4 separate regions of the Homo sapiens genome follow, and all the other regions are linked to region 4. The links are chromatin contacts, found by Hi-C or POLR2A ChIA-PET in ENCODE. All regions are on one chromosome and are shown on one strand. Each heading gives the region's core, a stretch centred on a gene start or an enhancer-like site at or near the end of the contact. The rest is flanking DNA. Distances are from core to core; before and after follow the strand shown.

Region 1 (2,700 bases), core at 117-2,616, 350 kb before region 4:
GGGTGGATGGACGGACTGTCCCACCAATGGGGACACACGAGGAGAAGGAGGAGGAAGCTTGGGAATAAGTCCAGCTGGGCCATGTTGTGAGGACATGGGGATGAAGTCTTAGTTCCAGGATGGGGCTGGGATGGAGTTTGGTGTTTCTTTTCTGTTTTTCTTTCTTTTTTCTTTTCTTTTTTTTTTTTGTGAGACAGAGTTTAGCTTTTGTTGCCCAGGCTGGAATGCAATGGCGCGATCTCGGCTCACCGCAACCTCTGCCTCCCGGATTCAAGCGATTCTCCTGCCTCAGCCTCCCGAGTAGCTAGGATTACAGGTGCCCACCACCATGCCCAGCTAATTTTTTTTTTTTTTTTTTTTTTTTTGTATTTTCAGTAGATACAGGGTTTCACCATGTTGGCCTTGAACTCCTGACCTCAGATGATCCACCTGCCTCGGCCTCCCAAAGTGCTGGGATTACAGGCGTGAGCCACTGTGCCCGGTCTCTCTCTCTCTCTTTCTCTCTCTCTTTCTTTCTTTCATCTCACTGTGTTGCCCAGGCTGATCTTGAACTCCTGGGCTCAAGTGATCCACTCACCTCTGCCTCCCCAGTAGCTGGGATCACAGGCATGCACCACCATGCCCTGCTAGTTTTTATAGTTTTTGTAGAGACAACGGCTTGCTATGTTGTCCAGGCTGGTCTTGAACTCCCAGGCTTAAGTGATCCTCCCACCTCAGCCTCCCAAAGTGCTGGGATTACAGGCGTGAGCCACCGTGCCCAGCCAAAACTGTCCATATTTGACCTGAATATTATCTCACGTATCTTTCTTTCCCCCCGCTTCCCTCCTTCCCTCCTACTCCTCCTTCTCCCTCTCCTTCCTTCTGTCTTTTTTTTCCCCTTCCTCTGCCTCTCTCTCCTCTTCCCTTTTTTCTTGCTGGGACTCAAACCTGGGACATTTGACCTGGGAGCCTATTTGCTCAATCATCAAGAGACATAATCTCATGGTGGGGTGTCTGCTGGTAAGTGCCGGGTGGCAGGATCCCAACTCCAGGCCGTCCTTCTAACCCAAGAGGCCCTGCCTCTGCCTAGAGCCTTCCGTGGCTCCCCAGGGCCCTCTGTGATCGGCCATAGTGGTATGATTCAGTGTGCAGTAACAGTGGTTCACATCTTGACGCTACCACTCACCTCCTTCAGCCCTGTGGGAACTTGCTGCTTAACATCTCTAGTTCTCACCCAATTCTCTTACCTGAGAAATGGAGATAATAATAACACGGACTTCACCCGGGTGTGGGGAGCACCAGGAGAGGCCATGCGTGTAATGTTATCCGGGTGGCAAGCCCATATTTAGGTCTATGAAAATAGAAGCTGTCAGTGGCTCTACTTTCAGAAGAAAGTGTCTCTCTTCCTGCTTAAACCTCTGTCTCTGACGGTCCCTGCCAATCGCTCTGGTCGACCCCAACACACTAGGAGGACAGACACAGGCTCCAAACTCCACTAAGTGAGTACGTATCTGGTGTGTTGGGGGTTGGCCATGGGAAGTGGAGATCAAAGCGCCCTTGGAAGAAACGACCTTGGGCTGAGCCTCAAGGGATGACCAGCAGGAGGTCACAACCAGAGAAGGGAGGTGGTGGGTGGTGAGGGGGCGGGGGTGGGGGCCGCAGTGTGGACAGAATCTCGAGGCATTCGAGTCCCTGATTTGGGGAAGTGAAAGCAGGCCATCTGGTCTGAGATGAGCTTGGTGAGTGCGCTGGGCCGATCATAGAGGGCCCTGGGGAGCCATGGAAGACTCTAGGCAGAGGCAGGACCTCTTGGGTTAGAAGGACGGCCTGGAGTTGGGATCCTGCCACCCAGCACTTACCAGTAGACACCCCACCATGAGATTATGTCTCCAGATGATTGAGCAAATGGGCTCCCAGCTCAAGGGTCCCGGGTTTGAGTTCCAGTCCCACCACTGCGTGATGGGGACAAATGACTTACCCTCTTGGAACCTCAGTTCCACTGAGAGAGGCCCCACAGAATGAGGACAGTCCCCCAGCATCCTGCCAGTAGGTTTACTGAGCACCTACTGTGTGCTGGTGCTTTGAATACTCCCAATTTACAGATGAGCAAACTGAGCTGCTCATCCAGGAAGAAGCCAGGACTCGGACTCAGGTCTGTCCAGCTGCCTCCCTGGACAGTTCCAGTCCCAGGATGGTCTCTGGGTTCCTCTCACAATGTCAAAAGGGCCAGCTTGAGCTGCCGCTAATCAGAGCCTGGCCGCGCCACACCCCACCTCCCTGAGGCTCCGAGAGAAGGGACTTACCTATAGTCAAGCAGCGAAAGAAGGTAGCCCGTGACCTCCAGGCCTGAAGGACCCCAAGTCCCATGCTCCTCAGCACATAGTAGATGCTTTAAAGTCAGAGGACTTGGTCGGGCGCAGTGGCTCACGCCTGTAATCCTAGCACTTTGGGAGGCTGAGGAGGGCAGATCACCTGTGGTCAGGAGTTCGAGACCAGCCTGATCAATATGGTGAAACCCTGTCTCTACTAAAATACAAAAATTAGCCAGGTGTGGTGGTGGGTGCCTGTAGTCCCAGCTACTTGGGAGGCTAAGACAGGAGAATCGCTTGAACCCGGGAGGTGGAGGTTGCAGTGAGCCAAGATGGTGCCATTGCACTCTAGCCTGGGTGACAGAGCGAGACTCCATCTCAAAAAATAAAAAAATAGGCCATGCACAGTGGC
Region 2 (2,700 bases), core at 45-2,544, 460 kb after region 4:
CGGGAGTTCGAGACCAGCCTGACCAACATGAAGAAGCCCCCGTCTCTACTAAAAATAAAAAAAAATTAGCCAGGCATGGTGGTTCATGCCTGTAATCCCAACTACTCAGGAGGCTGAGGCAGGAGAATCACTTGAACTGGGGAGGCGGAGGTTGTGGTGACCCAAGATTGCGCCATTGCACTCCAGCCTGGGCAACAAGAGCAAAACTCCGTCTCAAAAAAATAAAAAATAAAAAAAGAAAGAAAGAATGAAATCCCATCCTTTGCAGAAACATGGATGGAACTGGAGGACTGGAGGACATTATGTTAAGTGAAATAAACCAGACACAGAAAGACAAATATTGCATGTTCTCGTTCCTACGTGGGAGCTAAAAATCATCATCATCATTATCTAATGGAGGTAGAGAGCAGAATGACAATTACCAGAGGCTGGAAAGGATAGTGGGGAAGGGGGATAAAGAGGGATTGACTGGTTGGTACAAAAACCACAGTTAGATGGAAGGAATGAGATCGAGTGCTCAGTAGCACAGTAGGGCAACTACCTATGAGTCAGGACATGTGACATTTGTCTTTCTGTGCCTGGTTTGTTTCACTTAATGACCTCCAGTTTCATCCATGTTGCTGCAAATTGTGGAATGTCATTCTTTTTATGGCCGAATAGCAATCCGTTGTGTATGCAGACCACATTGAGTTCAACCATTCATCTGTTGACGGACACTGAGGTGGATTCCATATCTTGACTATTGTGAATAGTGGAGTTGGGTTTTTTATCAAAGAAAGATGGGAGTCATGGGAGGATTTCGAGCAGAGTAGGGACACAACATAAGGTTTTAACATGAGCCTTCTGGCCACTGGTTGGAAGACGAACTATAGAAGATCAGAAATAAACTGACCAAGGAGGGGGTGACTGCACTTGTCCAGGTGAAAGATGTCAGTAGATACAACCCAGAGGGAATCAATGAAGGGAATGCAATTCAGGATTTTTTTAAAGCAACACTAACAAAATTTGCCGATGGATTGGATGTGAGGAGTGAAAAGAGAGGAACCAACGATAATGCCAACATCAATTAGGAGTATGGAAAAACTAAAAAGTATCATAAAAACAGAAGGAATGGATTATCGTGATTGTGACATTATTCACCCTGTTTTTGTTACACATTTGGTTTTGAGATCTACGTTCTTTGCTCCTATAATGTGCCTTGTTTATTTCCCTTCCCTGCATGAGGCCTCAGATGGTATCTCTCTTCTCATTTCCAGCTTCCTCTTTCATCTGTAGAGGCAACATTTCTCTATGCAGACTTCCGGCATTTTATCACTTGTGGTCTCTTAATGCTGTAAGTTTCCCATCATTCTCTTCCACTAGCCCTCTCCCTCACAACTGAAACCCACCAAGGTCAGAGTAACAACCCGGTCTTGTGGGACTAGGTACCTGTCCACCTCCCCATCTCATCTCCTGCCCTGTGTCATCAGTCACACTCACCTTCGCTCGGTCCTCCAAATTCTTTCCAACCTCAGGACCTTTGCACCCACCGTTCTGGCCACCAGACATGCCCTATCCCACCCTGCCCCTTTGCCTGGGTAACATCAATTCATCCATCCTTTAAGTCCACTGGAACATCACTTCCTTGAGAAAATTTTCCCAACCATCTCAATAAAGCCCTTTTGAAAAAGTCCTACAAAGGGGCCAGGCGCAGTGGCTCATGCCTGTAATCCCAGCACTTCGGAAGGCTGGGGTGAGCAGATCACCTAAGGAGTTCAAGACCAGCCTGGTTTCTAGTGAAACCCCGTCTCTACTAAAAATACAAAAAAATTAGCCAGGCGTGGTGGCGGGCGCCTGTAGTCCCAGCTACTCGGGAGGCTGAGGCAGGAGAATGGCGTGAACCTGGAAGGCGGAGCTTGCAGTGAACCGAGATCGCACCACTGCACTCCAGCCTGGGCAACAGAGCGAGAATCTATCTCAAAAAAAAAAAAAAAATGTGAAAGATGAGCTGTTAACACAATATAGACCAAGTTGCTAAGTTGCCCAAAGAAGAACCAGGAAACAGAGACACTGGGAACAGTTGTATTAGTCTGTTTTCATGCTGCTAATAAAGACATACCCGAGACTAGGTAATTTATAAGGGAACGAGGTTTAATTTGACTCACTGTTGCACATGGCTGGGGAGGCTTCACAATCATGAGGAGCAAAATTATGTCTTACTTACATGGCAGGAGGCAAGAGAGCTTGTGCGGGGATCTCCCATTTATAAAACCATCAGATCTCGTGAGACTTACTCACTACCACGAGAACAGTATGGGGGAAACCATCCCCCATGATTCAATTATCTCCAACTGGCCCCGCCCTTGACACGTGGGGATTCTTACAATTTAAGGTGAGATTTGGGTGAGGACATAGCCAAACCATATCAACAACTACGAACTGACAATGTCTTTCTTCCTTTATCCAGCAAGAGTTTATGTAGATGAGAGTATTTAACAAAACATAAAGAAGTCACTTTTTTTTTGCACATTGAGTTGTAGTTTGAGTAAATTCCATCCCTACTCTCACTACACTACCATTTATAAAGCTCATACTACATACCAGGTGGTTTCCAAAGCTACCTCTTTGAATTAAAGTTTCACAACATCCCTATTGTTATCTGTATTTCACAGCTTGGGAAACTGAAGTTCAGAGAGGTTATGTGACTTATCTGAGATCACA
Region 3 (2,700 bases), core at 158-2,657, 470 kb before region 4:
GCCCATGAAGGAGATGGAGAAGGAGCGGTCAGGCAGACAGGAGGAGAACCAGGAGGTGAGGCCATCAGGGAAGTCTTGGGAGAGAGGAGTTTCAAGGAGGAGGGAGGGAGTGGCCACCCCATTAATGAGTGGAAACAAGATAGAAACAAGTCTGGTTGGCTTTCACAAAGGAACGGTAGTTACTCTCCTTGGTCATTTCAGGAAAGTGGTGGCAGGTGGGGCAGCCATCAGAGGGTTAGAGGGAGCAGATGAAGGCAGAAGTGACAACCCTTTTTCTTTTTCTTTCTTTCTTTCTTTTTTTTTTTTTAAAGAGTAATGATGTGATTTTTTTTAAACTTTAAGTTCAGGGGTATATGTGTGGGATGTGCAGATTTGTTATACAGGTGAACATATGACATGTACAGATTATTAGTTACTTTTCCTGATCCTCTCCCTCCTCACTCTCCACCCTGCAATAGGCCCCAGTGTGTGTTGTTCCCCGTTATGTGTCCATGTGTTCTCATCATTTAACTCCCACTTATAAGTGAGAACATGCGGTATTTGGTTTTCTGTTCCTGCATCAGTTTGCTAAGGATAATGGCCTCCAGCTTTATCCATGTCCCTGCAAAGGACATGATCTTGTTCTTTTTTATGGCTGCATAGTACTCCATTGTATATATGTACCACATTTTCTTTATCCAGTCTATCATTGATGGGTTGATTCCATGTCTTTGCTAGACAGCCCTTTTTCTTTTATTTCTTTCCTTTTGTAGAGACCGAGGTCTCACTTTGTCACCCAGGCTGGAGTGCAGTGGTGTGATCATAGCTCACTGCAGCCTCAAACTCTTGGGCTCAAGTGATCCTCCCACCTCAGCCTCCCAAGTAGCTGGGACTACAGCCACCACTCCCAGCGTTGTATATGGGTTCAGAAGATGGAGGAAGTGTGTGAGCCCAAGGGGCCAGGCAACCCTGGTGAGGCTGCCCCACCCCTTCTGTGGGATGTTGACAGTGAAACAGAAAAGCACCTCACTGAGGGCTACCACCACTCCATAAAAAAACTTTCACCCACCCTCCAATCGGATCACCCAATTGGATCACATGGGATCCAATTTTTCCAGTTCACTAAGGCAAGAACCCTGGGAGAGAGAAAGTCGTCTGTCCTTGCAATAAGGCAGAGCATCTAACTGAGCTGATGAACATCAGCCAATTGCGGACGGCAAAACTGAAAGAGCACGCTGTAACACATTCCCACGGGGCCCTCATGAGCTGTAAAGCATTCACCCCTAGACGCTGCCATGGGGTTGGAGCCCCACAACCTGCCTGTCTGCATGCTTCCCCTGGAGGTTTGAGCAGCGGGGCACAGAAGATGTGAGCCACACCCCCCGTCACACGCCCTGCAAGGGGGACAAGGGAACCTTTTCTGTTTCACTACCAACATCCCACGGAAGGGGTGGGGCAGCCTCACCAGGGTTGCCTGGCCCCTTGGGCTCGCACACTTCCTCCATCTTCTCCTCTCTACTCCCTTCTCTCTCCATCCCCTCTCTGGACTGTGGGTTTTTATAACCCCATGCATTGCAGCCCCTCAGAATCACATCTCTCCAAGCCAGGAAGAAGAATAAGGAACAGGATGGAGACACACCCTTCCTGAAAAGTGGGGTGAGAGATGAAGCACCTGACACAGAGGAGAGTCATTTAGAGGGCAGGCAGAAACTATCCAGTAAATTCCAGTGCCAAAAGACTCTATCTGAACCCATATACAACGCTGACACCTTGAGCCTCACTTTTTGGGAGTCTCAGTTTCCTCAGCTGTGAAATGAGACAACTACACTGCCTCACACTGTTATTGTGAGTTTTATTTATTTTTTATTATTTGTTTATTTATTGAGATGGAGTCTCGCTCTGTCTCCCAGGCTGGAGTGCAGTGGTGTGATCTCAGCTCACGGCAACATCTGCCTCTCGGGTTCAAGTGATTCTCCTGCCTCAGCCTCCAGAGTAGCTGGGATTAAAGGCACGCACCACTATGCCTGGCTAATTCTTGTATTTTTAGTAGAGACGGGGTCTCACCATGTTGACCAGGATGGCCTTGAACTCCTGACCTCAGGTGGGTCCACCTGTTTTGGCCTCCCACAGTGCTGGGATTACAGGTGTGAGCCACCATGCCTGGCCATGTTACTATGAGTTTTAATACAGTGCACTAGTAATAGGTATAAATTGCCTATTTGAATGATGGATACTCAGTAATTACAGCACTTAAGATTTATCACGCTGGGCCCGGTGGCTCATGCCTGTAATCCCAGCACTTTGGGAGGCTGAGGTGGGCAGACCACTTGAAGTCAGGAGTTCGAGACCAGACTGGCCAAAATGGTGAAACCCTGTCTCTACTAAAAAACACAAGAACGAGGACTGGGAAAGCTGAGACACCGCCGGGTTGGAAGTGCTGCAGCCCCGGGAATGAGTATGTTCGAGTGAAAGGAGACCATGTGATTGGCATAGTGACAGCTAAATCTGGAGATACATTCAGAGCTGATGTTGGAGGGAGTGAGCCAGCTTCTTTGTTTTACTTGGCGTTTGAAGGTGCAACTAAAAGAAACAGACCATATGTGTAGGTTGGAGATCTCATCTATGGCCACTTTGTGGTTGCTAATAAAGACATGGAACTAGAGATGGTGTGTATTGACAGCTGAGGACGAGCCAATGGAATGGGTGTCATTGGACAGGATG
Region 4 (2,700 bases), core at 57-2,556:
CCTAGACCTCAGGGTGCCTGAAGCCTGCCCTGCAGCATTGGGGGCTGGCAGGAAACAACAGACTGGGTGTGCCCAGCAGAAACCGCAGCCTTCCTCCCCCACCCCTCCCAGTCCCAGGCAGGCGGTGGTGCAGGAGGTCCCCCTAAGAAGGGGCCACGAGAGGAGACAGGGGATGTCTCCCAAGGGGGAGAACCCTCACCTGGAGGAAGGCTGCCTGGGTGGAGGGATGTGCTCTCTGGATGATTTCAGATCAGGACAAGACCCTTCTCAGGGCTGGTTGTCAGCCATCAGCCTTAAGTGTGAGTTTGTTTTGACAGTGGATTCAGAATCTGCAACAGGGAGGTTCTTGGGGGGCCCGGAATCTGCAGTTTAAGATGCAAAGGGCACCTGAGCCTTTGCCCCAGCTCCCCCATTCATTCTCTGTCTCCTGTCTCCACGCAGGAGGGCCTTGGCTACAAGGAGCTCTATCGTCCTTTCTTTGCTTTTCTTTTTCTTTTCTTTGTTTTGAGACTGAGAGGCTCACTTCAACCTCTACCTCCCGGGTTCAAGCCATTCTCCTGCCTCAGCCTCCCGAGTAGCTGAGATTACAGCTGCCCGCCACCACGCCTGGCTAATTTTTGTATTTTTAGTAGAGACGGGGTTTCACCATGTTGGCCGGGCTGGTCTCCAACTCTTGACCTCAAGTGATCCGCCCTCCTCAGCCTCCCAAAGTGCTAGGATTACAGGTGTGAGCCACCGCGCCCGGCCTCCACCCTCCTTTCTTACCTAGCAGCCCCTCAAGGATCCCCGTCCCCTGGGGTGACCTCTTATGACCACAGATCTCTGCACAATGAACGCAAGGGTCAAACAGCTTCCCCCACCCACTCAGGAAGCAAGTTGACTGCAAGGGGGAGAGAAACAGTGATGTATGTCTGCTCGCTGTCCCCCTAGACTTCCCAGACCCCACTGCCACTCTGTCCCGATGGGTCCATCTCTCTCCACTTCCCAGGATAAGTACTTACCAGATAGAGCTCAGTTCTTCAACCTGCAGGCACCTAGCCTGGCTAACAGCTCCTGCAGCTCCCATGACCTACGGCCAGCGTTTCGAGCTGGCCCAAGGGAACCGCTGGCTGGGTAGAGCCTGGGATAACCACAGAATGACCCAATAGCACCTCGACTTCCTCTTTCTCAACTGCCTGCCTGCATGCTTGCCACTCTGCTCCCAGCTGCAGGCCAATCTAGGGGCCTAAAAAGAGCCCAGAGGATGGGGGTTCTGGAGGCAGAGAGCCCTGCTCCCACCCCTCAGCCCTGCGCATGCAGGTGTCTTGAGGAGGAGGGGTGGGGAGCTGGAGGGAGGCCCAGCGTCCTCAACCCCCACCCCAGCAGCTTCCTGTGGAACCAACTGCTGAAGAGGAACAGGGTGTGGGGGCCTCACCCAGGCACATGGGTGTATAGACAGCAACATATAGGGACGTGCAGGTCATGTGTATCCGTAGAGACTCAGGCACCCAGACACACACCAGCATGGTGGGTACACACAGAGAGACAGAAACACACGTGGCTACATTGTTACATGGGTACCTGGAAGCTGGCGGAACAACATGGTGTGCTGGTAACGTTTAACAACCACCTCTCCGATTTGTAGCCATTGCCAATTCTCCTGGTGTAAATACCCCCAGCATGGCCGATTTCACCTACCAGTGTGATGTCACCGAGTGTGGAGTTGATAGGAAATGCTCAGATTTGGCTTTTTTTAGAAAACAACAACAACAACAACAAAAAACTGTTTATTTTATTTTTAGAGATAGGGTCTCATTCTGTCATCCAGTCTGGAGTGCAGTGGAAAAATCATAGCTCACTGCAGCCTCAATCTCTTGGGCTCAAGTGATCCTTCTGCTTCAGCCTCCTGAGTAGTTGGGATTACAGGCACATGCCACCATGCCTGGCTAAGTTTTTTGTTTACAGATAATTTATGTATAATTTATATATACTTTATATATAATTATATATGGATTATATATAGACTTATATATAATTTATATATAATTTTTTATATATAATTTTTCTTTTGAGACAGGCTCTCACTCTGTCATCCAGGCTGGAGTGCAGTGGGGGTGATTTTGGTTCATTGCAACCTCCATCCCCTGGGCTCAAGTGATCCTCCCACCTCCGCCTCCTGAGTAGCTGGGACCACAGGCACACATCACCACGCCTGGCTATTTTTTTTTGGTTTGTATTTTTAGTACAGACAGGGTCTCACCATATTGCCCAGGCTGGTCTCGAACTCCTGGGCTCAAGCAATCCTCCCACCTTGGCCTCCCAAAGTGCTGGGATTAGAGGCACGAGACATGGCGCCCAGCCTAAGTTAATTTTTTTTTTTTGTAGAGACAGGGATTTTATTATGTTTCCCAGGCTGGTCTCAAACTCCTGGGCTCAAGCAGTCCACCCGCCTTGGCCTCCCAAAGTGCTGGGATTACAGGCATGAGCCATGATGCTCCACTAAACTTGGCTCTTGGGCTGGCTTCAGCCTGTCACTGGAGTGAGTACTCTACAAAAAATTTAAAACTTCGCCACATTTGGTGGTGCCTGCCTGCAGTCCCAGCCGCTCCGGAGGCTGAGGCGGGGAGGCTCACTTGAGCCCAGGTGTTCAAAGCTGCAGTGACCTATAATTGTGCCACCGTACTCCAGCCTGGGTGACAGAGTGAAATCCCATTTTTTTTA

What was found. A loop is a pair of places that touch in the nucleus more often than their neighbours do. ChIA-PET counts read pairs that join two places held with the same protein, here RNA polymerase II (POLR2A). Pooled maps may share reads with other maps.
Region 1: a loop to region 4 is called in a map of B cell, with 4 times the contacts of the local background. The contact joins the promoter of FCER2 here to the promoter of ARHGEF18 in region 4. A Hi-C loop is called at or near these places in 1 of 168 maps with a recorded cell type or tissue (B cell), 20 of 37 single-sample maps with no recorded cell type and 5 of 50 pooled maps. POLR2A ChIA-PET finds 5 or more read pairs at or near these places in 4 of 52 experiments (B cell, CD4-positive, alpha-beta memory T cell, GM10248 and 1 more).
Region 2: a loop to region 4 is called in a pooled map, with 10 times the contacts of the local background. The contact joins the enhancer-like site here to the promoter of ARHGEF18 in region 4. A Hi-C loop is called at or near these places in 5 of 50 pooled maps. POLR2A ChIA-PET finds 5 or more read pairs at or near these places in 2 of 52 experiments (CD4-positive, alpha-beta T cell and naive thymus-derived CD8-positive, alpha-beta T cell).
Region 3: a map of pancreas shows a loop between it and region 4 (3-fold over the local background). The contact joins the enhancer-like site here to the promoter of ARHGEF18 in region 4. A Hi-C loop is called at or near these places in 19 of 168 maps with a recorded cell type or tissue (HAP-1, IMR-90, K562 and 14 more), 18 of 37 single-sample maps with no recorded cell type and 28 of 50 pooled maps. POLR2A ChIA-PET finds 5 or more read pairs at or near these places in 5 of 52 experiments (BJ, GM12878, HepG2 and 2 more).

What each region holds. Positions count from the first base shown.
Region 1 is chr19:7,700,797-7,703,496 of GRCh38, reverse strand. It overlaps FCER2 (Fc epsilon receptor II), which reads left to right and starts at 1,366. Exons shown (of 11, transcript NM_001220500.2): 1 at 1,366-1,482. It overlaps LOC105372262 (a long non-coding RNA gene), which reads left to right. Exons shown (of 5, transcript XR_936296.2): 5 at 376-417. RefSeq lists an enhancer at 1,370-1,479.
Region 2 is chr19:6,890,730-6,893,429 of GRCh38, reverse strand. The region is part of intron 2 of ADGRE1 (adhesion G protein-coupled receptor E1); the gene reads right to left. Among named protein-coding and RNA genes, the nearest start is that of ADGRE1, 4.5 kb to the right of the region's middle. Within about 2 kb of position 1,294, at least 4 of the 41 ENCODE cell types and tissues checked have a DNase peak (open chromatin) inside an H3K27ac peak, as active enhancers do; they include CD4-positive, alpha-beta T cell, where a contact is called at or near this core.
Region 3 is chr19:7,814,163-7,816,862 of GRCh38, reverse strand. The region is part of intron 1 of LOC124904628 (a long non-coding RNA gene); the gene reads right to left. It also overlaps the pseudogene EXOSC3P2. Among named protein-coding and RNA genes, the nearest start is that of EVI5L, 15 kb to the left of the region's middle. RefSeq lists an enhancer at 1,199-1,248. Within about 2 kb of position 1,407, at least 3 of the 41 ENCODE cell types and tissues checked have a DNase peak (open chromatin) inside an H3K27ac peak, as active enhancers do; they include GM12878, where a contact is called at or near this core.
Region 4 is chr19:7,347,543-7,350,242 of GRCh38, reverse strand. It overlaps ARHGEF18 (Rho/Rac guanine nucleotide exchange factor 18), which reads right to left and starts at 1,306. Exons shown (of 29, transcript NM_001367823.1): 1 at 1,002-1,306.